2 separate regions of the Homo sapiens genome follow, and region 2 is linked to region 1. A link is an interaction called in ENCODE POLR2A ChIA-PET data of the cell type or tissue named here. Cell type or tissue: PC-3. All regions are shown on one strand. Each heading gives the region's core, and the rest is flanking DNA. Links, peaks and the distances in the headings are about the cores only.

The links. Peaks named below come from ENCODE experiments on the same cell type or tissue, not always from the same donor. Only the 100,000 strongest peaks of a DNase experiment are listed, where the experiment ranks them.
Region 2: POLR2A ChIA-PET joins it to region 1 with 5 read pairs; 5 of 35 experiments call an interaction of 5 or more read pairs at or near these places.

What each region holds. Positions count from the first base shown.
Region 1 is chr17:76,551,752-76,554,663 of GRCh38, forward strand. It overlaps a transcript of PRCD not described here. Among named protein-coding and RNA genes, the nearest start is that of SNHG16, 4.6 kb to the right of the region's middle. In PC-3, for the core only: no CTCF peak of the experiment used is centred there; no DNase peak of the experiment used is centred there.
Region 2 is chr17:76,433,416-76,436,327 of GRCh38, forward strand. The region is part of intron 1 of UBE2O (ubiquitin conjugating enzyme E2 O); the gene reads right to left. Among named protein-coding and RNA genes, the nearest start is that of UBE2O, 18 kb to the right of the region's middle. RefSeq lists an enhancer at 446-946. In PC-3, for the core only: no CTCF peak of the experiment used is centred there; a DNase peak (open chromatin) is centred at 1,706.

The DNA of each region.
Region 1 (2,912 bases), core at 201-2,700:
GGTCCACTGTCATAGCGTAATTTTTTTAGGAAACATGGCATGGTGGCTGAGACCATGGGTTTTTAGGCTGGATTGTTTGAGTTCAGATCGCAGTGCCTTCACTTATGAGTTCCTTTAACCTTTCTGCACCTTGACTTCCTCAGCTGTGAAATGGGAAGGTGGGGGGGTGGGGGATAATGACAGGGCTGTCATGAGAATCAGATGAGACAGTGAATAAAAGGTGCTTCCAGAGTACCTGCCACAGAGTAAACACTTCATATACACATAGCTGTTATGATTTCCGGAAGGAGGCTTGCACACATGAGCTCATTTTCTGTATTCTGCCATGATCCATTCTTCTGGGAAGAATTATTTTTAAAAGATATCATTTAGGATGATTTGACTGAAACAGAACACCCAACTTAAAATGACTTAATAAGATTTCTTTTTAAAATCTCACTTTTTATTTATTTATTTTTTTTGAGATGGAGTCTCGCTCTGTCGCCCAGGCTGGAGTGCAGTGGTACGATCTCCACTCACTGCAAGCTCTGCCTCCCGGGTTCAAGCCATTCTCCTGCCTCAGCCTCCTGAGTAGCTGGGACTACAGGCACCCGCCACCACGCCTGGCTAATTTTTTTTTTTGTATTTTTAGTAGAGATGGGGTTTCACTGTGTTAGCCAGGATGGTCTCAATCTCCTGACCTCGTGATCCACCCTCCTCGGCCTCCCAAAGTGCTGGGATTACAGGCGTGAGCCACTGCACCCAGCCTAAAATCTCACATTTTGTAATTCACTCAAACTGAGATGCCATTGCTTGTAAGACACATCCTGCATTTTAGAATATGAAAATGCGACCAGCTGTGATGGCTCATGCTTGTGATTCCAGCACTTTGGGAGGCTGAAGTGGGTGGGTTACCTGAGGTCAGGAGTTCGAGACCAGCCTGGCCAGAATGGTGAAACTCTGTCTCTACCAAAAATACAAAAATTAGCTGGGTGTGATGGTGCACACCTGTAATCCCAGCTACTTGGGAGGCTGAGGCAGGAGAATCACATGAATCCAGGAGGTAGAGGTTGCAGTGAGCTGAGATCATGCCACTGCATTCCAGCCTGGGCGACAAGAGCAAAGCTCTGTCTCAAAAAAAAAAAAAAAAAATATATATATATATATAAAAATATATATATATAAAACATGTATATGTGTATATATATGTATACATGTATACATATATATGTGTGTGTATATATATATGAAATGTATAAATGTGTCTCTGAATCAAAACGAGGTCTGAAGTTCAGGGGTGTTGGGACTGGCGGTTTCTGCGGGTCAGCAGCATCACTGAGGACTCATGTTCTTTCTTCTCTCTACTCTGCCATCGCAGTCCTTCAGCTCCTACTTAATGGAAGCCTCGCAGATGCAAGATGGCTCCAGCAGGCCCAGCATCACTTCTTCTCAGTGTCCCAAAGCCAGAAGAGAGGCTGTTGTTTTTAAAAGCAGGAAAACTTTCCTAAACTTGGCCAGAATTGCATCACAGACCCTTTCCTAAAACAATTTCCAGCAAAGGGAATAGACTTACCATGTCTGGTACAGATGAATCAAGGTTTGCCCCTGGGGGCTGGGGAGGGGCTTGTCCCGCTGAAGCAGACTCTTGCCCAGCAGCTGAACGAAGCCTAGGTTCACCAGACGGAGGAAGAGACTGGCCACTAACAGTGCCTGACACACAGATGTGCTTCCTGTGATATCGCTGCTGCCACCGTTCCAAATGTAAGCAGTTGGCTGTCTGGGATACTACCTACCTTCTTTTGTGTTCTTATTAATAAAATTAAAGATTGCTTTCTGGGTAGAGAAATTAACCTCAATATTCTAAAGACTGTTTTATTTTTATGTATTTATTTTTTTGAGACAAGGTCTTGCTCTGTCATCCAGGCTGGAGGGCAGTGATGAAGTCATGGCTCACTGCACAGCCTCAATCTCACGGGCCCCAGCAATCCTCCCACCTCAGCCTCCCATCCAGCTGGGACCACAGGCATGTGCCACCACACCTGGCTGTTTCTCATTTTTTATTGGTAGAGACGGGGGTCTCCCTATGTTGCTCAGGCTGGTCTTGAACTCCTGGGCTCAAGTGATCCTCCTGCCTTGGCCAACCAAAGTGTTGGGATTATAGGCATGAGCCACTGCGACCAGCCCAAAGACTGTTTTCTATTACTGTGGGTTTCAGATACCATGTCTTAAACGCTGTCAGTGACCACCCCAATACAGCAGGCCAGCTGACTGGATTTTCCCTTTGTACTCAGAGCCTGGGTCCCTGAAAAGCGCTGGGGACTTTTGCTTTCCTGTTTGTAAAGAGTCACTAGACTGTGACTCTTTCCATGTCAATAAATAGAGGTCTGCACTAGCCTGGTATAAAGGCTGTATAATAATTCCACGGTAGGTAAAACTCAAATGTCCTAGCTCTCACCAGCAATGAGTGCAAATGAGATCACAGTAACATCCACATTTCAGTCTCAACAGCTCTGAGCCCTTGCCGGCTCATTCAGGAATTCTGATGCATTCTCTGAAGTCCCCCTAGTTATTTCTGGGTTGGCTGCACAGTGTACTTTACATGTGCTCGGCACAAGGCCTCTCATTGTATTTCGCTCCAGCCTCTTGGCCACTGCCCAGCTGCCCTGGCATCCCCATCTGCCATGAACCTGCTGTTGGGGAAGCGATGTCCAGTCAGGTGTGAAAGCAACTTGGTGGCCTGCGGCAGAGTGAAGAGCTGTAAAGAATGGCCCTCACTATACACTGGGTGGCATCCAGGCCCAATACAGCCCTGCTAGAGCCCAGAGCCTCCATCTTCCACACATCAGCTCTGCAGCCTCCCATCCTCACTCTTCCTGCCACGAAGTGGCTCAAATGGCAGAGCAGGTGCCCATTGTTCCCCCTTTCAACCTCAT
Region 2 (2,912 bases), core at 260-2,759, 120 kb before region 1:
AGGAGTTGGGAGGGGTGCAGGGAAATATGGTATGACTCCTAATGGGTATGAGGTTTCTTTTTAGGGTGATGAAAATGTTCTAAAATTAGATAGCGGTGATGACCGTACAACCGTTTGAGTATACTAAAAACCACTTGAACTGCACACTTTAAAAGGGTGAATTTTATGGTATGTGAATTGTCTCAATAAACCTTTTTTTTTTTAAGAGATGGGGTCTCGATCGCTTGAACCCAGGAGGTGGAGTGAGTATTGCGCCACTGCATTCCAGCCTGGGTGACAGAGCGAGACTCCATCTCAGAAAAAAAAAAAAGAGAGAGAGAGATGGGGTTTCGGCCAGTGCGGTGGCCTGTAATGCCAGCACTTTGGGAGGCCAAGGTAGGAGGATCGCTTGAGGAAAGGAGTTTGAGACCAGCCTGGGCAACATAGTGAGATGGTGACTCTACAAAAAACTTAAAAAGAAATGAAAATTAGCCAGGCGTGGCGGTGCGCGCCTACAGGCCCAGCTACAGTGTTTCCTGTAAATCCTGTGCTATCAATTCTATTTTTCAAGTCAAATACCAGAACTTGTCTCAAACTATACTCACCAGAAGACAAAAACGAGCCCTCCTAACATCTTCTACTCTTAGAAATTAGATGAGTGTCCTCCTATAGACTTTTATTTCCTAAGAAAGAAGTCTGTTTTCTTTGTCTGTGGCTTCCATCCATCTTACTTAACCACGTAAGCCTCTCTGGGCCTGACTATAAAATAAGGGGCTCCAGCGAAATGACCCCGAGGATCCCTTCCAGTCTTACCACTATAGACCTAGACATACATGGAAACCCAGCACACAGTCCTATCTCAGAGGTTCAGATGAAGACCCCACCTGCAATAAGCACACGGTGGCTGAAAACTCCTTCTTATTCTGATGTTCCCAGCACAGAAAAGGAAAGTGAGAGGGGCAAGGGTCTATGGGAGAAACGGAGAGGAAGGAAACCCCAACGCGTAGGAAACACAGTCCTACCCTGGAAATCACAGGGCACATTTGTCTTCCTGGAAACTGTAAAGGACACGCCAATAGTCCTGCCATGAACTGTGTTACCTGAGATATGTCTCACAGGAATCACATGAAGAAAAAAGGATTCCAAGCATGAATTAGGGTGACTCCTCGTCCTGGGGAAAGGCAACAGAACCCACCTTATATGGCCGTGGTTTGCTTTTGGGTTGTGGAGAGTCCTTTTAAGAGTCTTGCCTTGGCTTCTGCAAGGAGCTCAGAGTGGTCCCACACTGCTAACACAAACTAAGCAATTCCGACATGGCAAAGGTCAGGAGTGAAGTCGAAAGGCACCTGCGATGTTCTGGAAATGCTTTTTCACTTAAGCTTTTTTTTTTTTTTTTTTTTAAAAAAACAAACAAAAAAACAACTTTGTCTCTGCCCTCACAAAGGTCTTCTGGGTCAAATACCTCTGTTATAGTCCTTCCACCTCCATCGGTGGTACCTCTGGCTACTGAGAAAACCCTGCCCCAATAGAGGGGCTCGGGCGCGCCCATCCAGGGATCATGGATTCCTACACTATCCCCAAAATGGCAGAGCTGGGCTCTCCCTGCAGTGGCACACTAGGCTGGATTTAGCCCAACAGCCTGGCACAAAGGACAACAATGAGGAGAGGAAAGGGGAGGTGACGCACCTGGCAAGGCACTAAGGGATGAGATGCACCAAGCCAGCTGTGAGTCACCACGAAGCAAACGGGAAGGTCAGGATCCAGATCCAGGTTTGTCTGAATCCAAAGCTCTGACCTGCCAAATACAGAGCAGTTGTACAGAAAGCTACTATTTATGTAAAAAGCTAAAATATAAAAAAGGTATACTCACACACATAGAGTTTGGTCACAGTGGCTATCCCTGGAGAGTGAAAATGGTAGGAGGGAGACAAACATTTCACTACATATTTGTTTAAACCTTTTGAATGTTGTGATATTTGCATATATTATCTGTTTAAATATACAGATACACACACACACACATACACACACACACACACACACACACACACACACACACACAAAGATTAAGATTTAGTTTTCAGGTTGGCCTTACGAGGCAGACAAGCTAATTCGCAATATTCCCCCCGTTTACTGCATGGGCTTGGAAACACAGGGAAACAGACGCAGAGCTAAATTATCCCCCAGCAGCAGTGACCACTGGTCAGGTGCTGTGCTGAGCCCTCTCGAAGGTGATCTCGTGCAATCCCCAGTAACTACAAGATTCTGTCTTTTCTAGTCATGGACACTAAGCAATCACAGGTCTACATGCCCTCTCTAAGCCCTGTGTCTGAGGCCTTCTCTGGCTCACCTAACGCCTCTCAGTCCAGCCCTATGCTCGGGAGCCACATTCCCTGAGCTGAAGGCACGACAGACCAGCCTGTCCCGCAAAGCTCAGTGACACCCCGGCACAGAGGGGACAGAAAACAGTTAGCAAAAGGCCCAGTCAGCTGGCCAGAGTTCTAGCCCTCTAGATGCTGCTGACTAGCTGGGGATCCTGCAGATGTCACATCAAATTCTCATCATCGTTAGGCCCCGTGCGGTGGCTCACGCCTGTAATCCTAGCACTTTGGGAGGCTGAGACGGGCGGATCACCTGAGCTCAGGAGTATGAGACTAGCCTGGGCAACATGGCGAAAGCCTGTCTCTACTAAAATACAAAACATTAGCCAGGCATGGTGGTGTGCACCTGTAATCCCAGCTACTCAGGAGGCTGAGGCAGGAGAATTGCTTGAACCCGGGAGGCGGAGGTTACAGTGAGCCGAGATAGCACCATTGCACTCCAGCCTGGGCAACAAGAGCAAACTCCATCTCAAAAATTAATTAATTTATTAATTAATTAACAAATAAAAGACTAGAACAGCCATCCACTGAAATAATAAAGAGAAGTTATCC